Regions from separate parts of the Homo sapiens genome. Here region 2 is linked to region 1. Evidence: read pairs that join two places in POLR2A ChIA-PET (ENCODE). Cell type or tissue: Caco-2. All regions are shown on one strand. Each heading gives the region's core, and the rest is flanking DNA. Links, peaks and the distances in the headings are about the cores only.

Region 1 (4,377 bases), core at 247-4,246:
ACAATACAGAAGCCCAGGGGAGTTGGCTTTCAGAGGATCTGGTTGCTGGCGCTCCACTGGCCTCGTGCTTCCTTTCTGGTCAATGGGCTTCCTCCAGTAACCAAGCTTCTATCTTACATAGGATTACAACAGCTGCCATTCTGTGTCATACCACGCACTTCACGTGTATCTTATTCAACCTCACACAACCCGGTGAGGTAGGTCTGATGCCCCCAGTTTACAAGTGAGGACATTGAGGCTTAGGGGTAGCCCTGCTGGCCATATTCACAAACTGGCAGGGGGAATGAAGGTAATCTGTCCTACTCAGGAGCCCAAGCTCGTAACCACCGTGCCATGGAGCTGCCTCAGTTCCACCCTCAGGATCCTGTGTCCCACTTCCAGGACCTGGAGTGTGTTTTCACCTACACTTGAATCCCTGCCTCAATCTTAGCCAACAGTTCCCTGCTTCCACAACCAAGGTCCTGCAGAGAGCTGCCCACGCCCGGGCCCCACCTGCCCTGCCCGGGGTCTCCTGAAGCTGACTGCCAGTTTGCCAGGACTTGCTCTCTTTGTCCCCACTCCCTCCCTCCACCTCAGGGCATCCTTTTTTTTTTTTTTTTTTTTTTTGAGATGGAGTCTCACTCTGTTGCCCAAGCTGGAGTGCAGTGGCGCGATCTTGGCTCACTGCAACCTCCACCTCCCAGGATCAAGCGATTCTCCTGCCTCTACCTCCGGAGTAGCTGGTACTATAGGCGCAGGCCACCATATCTGGCTAATTTTTGGTATTTTTAGTAGAGATGGGGTTTCACCATGTTGGCCAAGCTGGTCTCGAACTCCTGACCTCAAGTGATCCACCCCGATCAGCCTCCCAAAGTGCTGGGATTACAGGCGTGAGCCACCACGCCCAGCCAGCTCAGGGCCTTTTCATCTCTTGTAGGGGTGGGTTGCCCCTCCACACCTGTGGGTGTTTCTCGTAAGGTGGAATGAGAGACTTAGGAAAGAAAAAGACACAGAGACAAAGTATAGAGAAAGAAATAAGGGGACCCAGGGAACCAGCGCTCACCATATGGAGGATCCCGCCAGCCTCTGAGTTCCCTTAGTATTTATTCATCATTTGTGGGTGTTTCTCGAAGAGGGGGATGTGTCAGGGTCACAAGACAATTGTGGGGAGAGGGTCAGCAGACAAACACGTGAACAAAGGTCTTTGCATCATAGAGAATGTAAAGGATTAAGTGCTGTGCTTTTAGATATGCATACACATAAACATCTCAATGCTTTACAAAACCGTATTGCTGCCCGCAGGTCCCACCTCCAGCCCTAAGGCGGTTTTTCCCTATCTCAGTAGATGGAGCATACAACCGGGTTTTATACCGAGACATTCCATTGCCCAGGGACGGGCAGGAGACAGATGCCTTCCTCTTGTCTCAACTGCAAGAGGCATTCCTTCCTCTTTTACTAATCCTCCTCAGCACAGACCCTTTACGGGTGTCGGGCTGGGGGACAGTCAGGTCTTTCCCTTCCCACGAGGCCATATTTCAGACTATCACATGGGGAGAAACCTTGGACAATACCTGGCTTTCCTAGGCAGAGGTCCCTGCGGCCTTCCGCAGTTTTTGTGTCCCTGGGTACTTGAGATTAGGGAGTGGTGATGACTCTTAAGGAGCATGCTGCCTTCAAGCATCTGTTTAACAAAGCACATCTTGCACCGCCCTTAATCCATTTAACTCTGAGTTGACACAGCACATGTTTCAGAGAGCACAGGGTTGGGGGTAAGGTTATAGATTAACAGAATCTCAAGGCAGAAGAATTTTTCTTAGTACATAACAAAATGGAGTCTCCTATGTCTACTTCTTTCTGCACAGACACAGTAACAATCTGATCTCTCTTGCTTTTCCCCACAATCTCTCGCCTGGACCCCAGCATCCAAACAGATCCCCCTGCCCCAGGTCTTGTTCCCTCTAATCCTCCCTCAACTGCAGCCAGAGTGATTTAATTGTATCACCACCCCCACTCCTACTTAAACCCCCCACTAGCCAAGAAGCTGATCCAAATTCCTTTGTATGGCATTAAGCGCCCTGCTTTCCAGCCTGGCTGACCTCATCTCTCTCCGGCCCTCCCCTCCTGCTTTGTTCCAGAGCCAGGTGGAATGAAACTGCCTGTCTCTGGACTGTGTTTATTGCATTCCATCCGCCAGGAATGCCACCCCCACCCTTCCTCTCCTGCCCCCTGAATCCGTTCTCCTGACTAACTTCTGATCCTTCAAGACTGAGCTTCAACTTCACCTTTGTGAAGCTTTCCCTGAACATCTTCCTCCAGGTTTAAATGACCCCTCTCTCCTCAGAATCCCTGCTCGACCCTCCCAGACATTCTTAAAGCACCCAGAGCCCTCTGCCTCACTTGTCACTCTCTCTCTCCTTGTCCCTGCTCTGCAGAGAGGCTTGGGAGGCAGGGGTTGTGCCTGATTTCTCTGTATGTCCCTGGTGTCCAGCACGGGGCCTGGCACAGGGCCCGTGCTCGGTGTTTGCTGAGGTAATGGGTTGGCTGACCGACTCATATCTAAGCAGGTGCCCTGGGCACCTCCCCACACTCCTCTCCACAGGGAACGACCTCTTCCTGGTGGCTGTGCATGAGCTGGGCCACGCGCTGGGACTGGAGCACTCCAGCGACCCCAGCGCCATCATGGCGCCCTTCTACCAGTACATGGAGACGCACAACTTCAAGCTGCCCCAGGACGATCTCCAGGGCATCCAGAAGATCTATGGTGTGTGGCAGGGAGAGGGGGGACTGCTCCTTCCTCGGGGCTGGGCTGTGACTGCCTACCTGTCATGGGGCAGGGGACGAGGGAGGGGGACGTTGCTATCATCAGCACTGCTGCTGTTTCTCTGTGTGTGACCTTTACAGACTTCCAATGGCTTTGCCTGGCCAGAGGGCAAGGCTTCCCCTGGCACACCTGGGAAACCTAGGGGAGGGTCTGAGCTGTAACTGAGAGGGACAAAAGTGAGGTGAGGGCCACCCATTCCCTCTCCTTTACCCCTCCCCTTCCACACTCTTCCCCGTCCCTTCATGCTTCTCTCCCTCCCTCCCACACCAGATGGTGACTGAGTGCTCCCATAGATTCCACCTCTAGCCAGGCAGGTTCACACATCTGCAGGAGTAACGGTGATACAGCGTGATGGGGACTATAACCAGAGCTTTGTTCTTTAAAAAGAAAAAACGAGGGCCAGGCGTGGTGGCTCTTGCCTGAAATCCCAGCACTTTGGGAGGCTGAGGCAGGCAGGTCACTTGAGGTCAGGAGTTTGAGACCAGTCTGGCCAACATGGTGAAACCCCATCTCTACCAAAAATATTAAAACAAACAAACAAAAAAATTAGCCAGGTGTGGTGGTGGGCAAGTGAAATCTCAGCTACTTGGGAGGCTGAGGCAGGAGAATCACTTGAACCCAGGAGGCAGAGGTTGCAGTGAGCTGAGATCGCACCACTGCACTCCAGCCTGGGCAACAGGGCGAGACTCCGTCTCAAAAAAAAAAAAAAAAAAAAAAAAAAAAAAAGAAAGAAAAGGTGAAAGATGAGAAGCTACTGCTATCTAGGTAAGATATGAAAGGCCTCCTACACACCTCTCTCCCAGTTCTGTTCACACTGGTATGTGAGGTTCTTGTTCTGGTCAAGTCAGGTGAGCTAGGGAGACCAGTTTACTTGAGCAAATGCTTGTCAAGACAGCACAGGCACCCACAGCCCACAGGCTACGGAGCACAGAAGGAGGGCTCCCTCTGGAGGAGATGACCCAGCCAGAGCCCTGGAGGACAGGCAGGACCTCCACAAGTAAAGCAGCAGAGACCAGGTGGGGGCTGTGGGTCCCAGAAGCTATTCCAAAGGTAGAACAACAGGATCTGCTGACAGATCAGACATGGGGTGAGAGGAAGGAGGGAGGGTCAAGGATGCCCCCAGGGTTTCCAGCTTTTGTAATTGTGAAGCAATAGGGTCCACCAGTCTGCAGCTCAAAATTCTAGGCTGGAGGCCGAGGCGGGCGATTACCTGAGGTCAGGAGTTCAAGTCTAGCCTGGCCAACATGGCAAAACCCTGTCTCTACTAAAAATACAAAAAATTAGCCTGGCATGGTGGTGCACGCCTATAATCCCAGCTACTTGGGAGGCTGAGGCAGGAGAATCACTTGAACCCGGGAGGCGGAGGTTGCAGTGAGCTGAGATCACACCACTGCACTCCAGCCTAGGCGACAGAGTGAGACTCCGTCTCAAAAAAAAAAAAAATCTAGGCTGGAATACTTATTTGGGATCTTTGTTGTTCAATACAGTAACCACTAGTCATACACTAGTATGTATTAAATAAACTACTATTAAATAAACTAGTATTAAATTTCATAGTAATGAAATTTAAATTTATA
Region 2 (4,377 bases), core at 186-4,185, 89 kb before region 1:
GGAACTGGGGAGAAAGAGATGCTGTGCCTAATAGAACTTATGGGCGATCAGGCTACTGAAGTGGCCCTGTTTAAGCAGAAAAGGGAGTTATTACCCTCCATTATAATTGCACAGGGGCCTCCTTTCCCCTCTCTCACAATCCCCGTAACTTCAGTCTCCCCCTCAGAGAGGCAGCAAATAATAACCAGTATTCAATGAGTGCTCACTATGGTTAATACATGTATTGACCCATTTAACTTGCACAAACCCCTAAAGGTGGGTAATATTATTACTATCTCCATTTTATGAGGAGGAAACTGGGTCACAGAGTAGTTAAGGACCATGTCTAGGGTTATCCATAAATATACTTATTCACATCTGCAGATACAAAGCACAACTTCTCAAATGCAAACACAGACAGGACCCACTCACACACACAGATTTACAACCCCGGACTCATCCAAATGTGCTCTGGGCATCAACTCTGTGCCAGCCTCTTTTCTGGGTGTAGGAAGCAGAGATTACCAAGCATGGTTCCATAGCCTAGAGGAGTCCAGTGTGGCCTGTGTGTGTTTGGAGACAGCCAGGTAGTATCCCGTGAGATACACACTAATATATGGTGGTCTGGGATCACTGAAACAGACACACTGTGTCTCGTGGGGCATCAGAAAAAAATTTCCAAGAAGAGGGCAACTGAGCTGGGTCTTTTTTTCTTTGCTTTTCTTTCTTTTTTCTTTTTTTTTTTTTTTTTTTTTTTTGAGATGGAGTCTTGTGCTGTCACCCAGGCTGGAATGCAGTGGCACAATTTCAGCTAACTGTAACCTCCAACTCCCAGGTTCAGGCGATTCTCCTGCCTCAGCCTCCTGAGTAGCTGGGACTACAGGCATGTACCACCACGCCTGGCTAATATTTGTATTTTTAGTACAGATGGGGTTTCGCCATGTTGGCCAGGCTGGTCTTGAATCCCTGACCTCAAGTGATCCGCCCGCCTCGGCCTCCCAAAGTACTGGGATTACAGGCATGAGCCACCGCGCCCAGTCTCTGAGCTGGGTCTTAAATCATGAATAAACTTCGCCAGGCAGAAAAAGGGAGGCAGAGCAATCCTGACATGCTATTCATGTGTCAGCCAAAGGCAGCATGAGGAATCCCAACTAGTTTGATATATAAGCAGCGGGAAGCGGCCAGAAAAGGCAGCAGGGGCCAGGTCTCTAGCAGCCTTGAATGCCAGGCTAAAGACTCTGGACTTGATCCTGTGGGGAGGCAGTGTAGCAGAATGGCTGAGTGCTGGACTTGACTGCCTACGTGCAAACCTTGGCTCTGCTACACTATCTCTGTCTCAGTTTCCCATGTAGACTGGGGTTAATAATAGTAGCTATTGCATTAAGCCACTGGGGAAAGGCACAAAGATAATAATGTATGTAAAGCCCATTGCCCAGGTTATAATAAGCACTGAATCGACATTGGCTATGATTATTTTTGATTAATGAAGGGGAGGGGGTTATGGCACTGGAAGATTTTAAGTAGGAAAAGGACATGATCTCATCCCTGGGTCAGGTGGAGGTCGGAATAGAGAACGGGGAGATGAAGTAGAAAGTTACTACCCCAGTCTAGATGAGACGGATGAATCCTGAATCAGGGCAGTGGAAGAGGAGATGGAGAACAGGCGATGGAATTGGAATTTTATTCAGGTCAGGATTTGTTAACCATTTGTTCCGTTGGTTAACAGGAAACGGGGGGAGGGAGAGCCGAGGGTGAAAAAGGAGGCAGAAAGGAGTGTCTCTTCCACTGCAGGCCTCAGTTTCCTCATCTGTAAAACGGAGATAATAATCCCTGTCCTGTCCTCCTGGCAGAGTTACTGTCAGCGTCAAACGGGAGAAGCGGTGGGAGGGCACATTATAGTTTATGAAGGGTCGAGAAGGCGGGCGGCCAGCCTCGAGGTAGGGGGTTATTATCTTCCGCTGCCCGCCGCCCCCTCCCACGCCGGCCCAGGCTGAAGCTGACTCTGCCCGCAGGCCTCCAAAGACTTCATATGCTCCAGATCTCCTACTTCCGCGACCCCTATCACGTGTGGTACCAGGGCAACGCGTCGCTGGGGGGACACCTAACGCACGTGCTGGAAGGCCCAGACACCAACACCACGATCATTCAGCTGCAGCCCTTGCAGGAGCCCGAGAGCTGGGCGCGCACGCAGAGTGGCCTGCAGTCCTACCTGCTCCAGTTCCACGGCCTCGTGCGCCTGGTGCACCAGGAGCGGACCTTGGCCTGTGAGTAGGCGCGCAGCGGGGGCGGGGTCTGGGCGGGGCTAGTGGGGGCGGGGCCTGGCGGGTGGGGGCGGGGCCTGGCGGATGGAGGCGGGCTGGGACTTGCAGGGACCCGGCAGCCACTGGAGCTCGGTGGCGCCTGGGCCTTTGAAGATTGCTGGGTGGGGGCTGGAGAGAGGCAGTTGTCCCCGCTAAGAAAGCCCCGACTCGGGCGGTCGTCCTGCTGGCATAACCTCTTGGGATAGACCCTGTTGGAAGGCCCTGACACCGTGACGTCGAAGGTCCCCAGAAAACTCCTCACCCCTCGCCTCACAGTCCTCCAACTCCTTTTCTTCATAGATCTCCGTCCTTCCCTTCCCACAGCCCCCAGCACTTCACCCCCCACCCTCCAGCCACTTCTCATACAAGCTGATGACTTCGCTCTTAGCTCCACTCATGACCCGAACTCTTCCCCCAAAGACCCCAAGTTCTTCTCTCAAAGCCCCACTCCTTCCCCGTCACAACCCTAACTCCTTCTTCTCAAAGACCCCAATTTCTTTTCTCAAAGCACCAAGCACCACTCCGTCCCCCTTCCCCCACCATCATGGCCTTTAACTCCTTTCTCTCCTAGTCCCCCACCCCACCCCCCTTTTTTTTTTTTTTTTTTTTTTTTGAGACGGAGTCTTGCTCTGTCGTCCAGGCTGGAGTGCAGTGGCGCGATCTCGGCTCACTGCAACTTCCGCCTCCCGGGTTCAAGCGATTCTCCTGCCTCAGCCTCCCAAGCAGCTGGGACTACAGGCACCCGCCACCACGCCCGGCTAATTTTTTGTATTTTTAGTAGAGACGGGGTTTCGCCATGTTGGCCAGGCTGGTCTCGAACTCCTGACCTCAGGCGATCCACAAGCCTGGCCTCCCAAAGTGCTGGGATTACAGGCGTGAGCTGCCGCCCCTGCCCCAGCCTCACCCCCTGTTTTTTTTTTCTATTACAGTTGAACAAGGCCTGACAATTCCCTTTTTTCATCACAGTCCCTGGCCCCTTCTTTCTTAGCCTCTAACAGGCTAACCCCAAACCCCTCCTCACAGCCCCAGGCCCTTCTCCCCATAGTTCCCTGACCTAGACTCCCCTCTCCTCACAGCACTGACTCTTGCCTTCTCATGTTCTTTTCCCCTTGGTGGGCCTCGCCCCACACCTGGCACCCTCTCTGCACAGTCCCCTGACCCTGACTGTCTATCCACAGTTCCTCTGACCATCCGCTGCTTCCTGGGCTGTGAGCTGCCTCCCGAGGGCTCTAGAGCCCATGTCTTCTTCGAAGTGGCTGTGAATGGGAGCTCCTTTGTGAGTTTCCGGCCGGAGAGAGCCTTGTGGCAGGCAGACACCCAGGTCACCTCCGGAGTGGTCACCTTCACCCTGCAGCAGCTCAATGCCTACAACCGCACTCGGTATGAACTGCGGGAATTCCTGGAGGACACCTGTGTGCAGTATGTGCAGAAACATATTTCCGCGGAAAACACGAAAGGTATGATGGGACGGGGCCCAGGCCTGCAAGCTGGGGAGAGGGCGGGTTCCAGACAAATGGATGGACCTGAAGGATGGATGCCTAGAGCAACAAGAGGCCCACAGCTGGGGGTTTGGGACAGAACACACGCAGCTTCAGTCAGTTGGTAAACGGGTCCCTTTCCTCTGGGGCAGAAACGCTTTGGGGTTTGACTCAAATCATGGACTCCTTGGGGGCCTATTCTTCGGGCTAACTCTTTGCATGTTCTGCAGGGAGCCAAACAAGCCGCTCCTACACTTCGCTGGTCCTGGGCGTCCTGGTGGGCAGTTTCATCATTGCTGGTGTGGCTGTAGGCATCTTCCTGTGCACAGGTGGACGGCGATGTTAATTACTCTCCAGCCCCCTCAGAAGGGGCTGGATTGATGGAGGCTGGCAAGGGAAAGTTTCAGCTCACTGTGAAGCCAGACTCCCCAACTGAAACACCAGAAGGTTTGGAGTGACAGCTCCTTTCTTCTCCCACATCTGCCCACTGAAGATTTGAGGGAGGGGAGATGGAGAGGAGAGGTGGACAAAGTACTTGGTTTGCTAAGAACCTAAGAACGTGTATGCTTTGCTGAATTAGTCTGATAAGTGAATGTTTATCTATCTTTGTGGAAAACAGA

What was found. ChIA-PET counts read pairs that join two places held together with the same protein. Peaks named below come from ENCODE experiments on the same cell type or tissue, not always from the same donor. Only the 100,000 strongest peaks of a DNase experiment are listed, where the experiment ranks them.
Region 2: POLR2A ChIA-PET joins it to region 1 with 11 read pairs; 9 of 35 experiments call an interaction of 5 or more read pairs at or near these places.

Annotation. Positions count from the first base shown.
Region 1 is chr20:35,261,213-35,265,589 of GRCh38, forward strand. The region is part of intron 2 of MMP24-AS1-EDEM2 (MMP24-AS1-EDEM2 readthrough); the gene reads right to left. It overlaps MMP24 (matrix metallopeptidase 24), which reads left to right. Exons shown (of 9, transcript NM_006690.4): 5 at 2,579-2,740. Among named protein-coding and RNA genes, the nearest start is that of MMP24-AS1-EDEM2, 15 kb to the right of the region's middle. RefSeq lists enhancers at 62-823, 824-1,587, 1,588-2,349. In Caco-2, for the core only: CTCF peaks have their summits at 2,157 and 3,733 (motif pointing left); DNase peaks (open chromatin) are centred at 1,329, 2,119, 3,719, 4,016 and 2 weaker places; H3K4me3 peaks cover 667 bases.
Region 2 is chr20:35,172,711-35,177,087 of GRCh38, forward strand. The region is part of intron 4 of MMP24-AS1-EDEM2 (MMP24-AS1-EDEM2 readthrough); the gene reads right to left. It overlaps PROCR (protein C receptor), which reads left to right. Exons shown (of 4, transcript NM_006404.5): 2 at 1,992-2,243; 3 at 3,458-3,736; 4 at 3,988-4,377. The coding sequence ends at 4,103. Among named protein-coding and RNA genes, the nearest start is that of PROCR, 2.8 kb to the left of the region's middle. RefSeq lists enhancers at 1,475-2,177, 2,880-3,582. In Caco-2, for the core only: no CTCF peak of the experiment used is centred there; DNase peaks (open chromatin) are centred at 2,211, 3,560 and 4,091; H3K4me3 peaks cover 1,203 bases.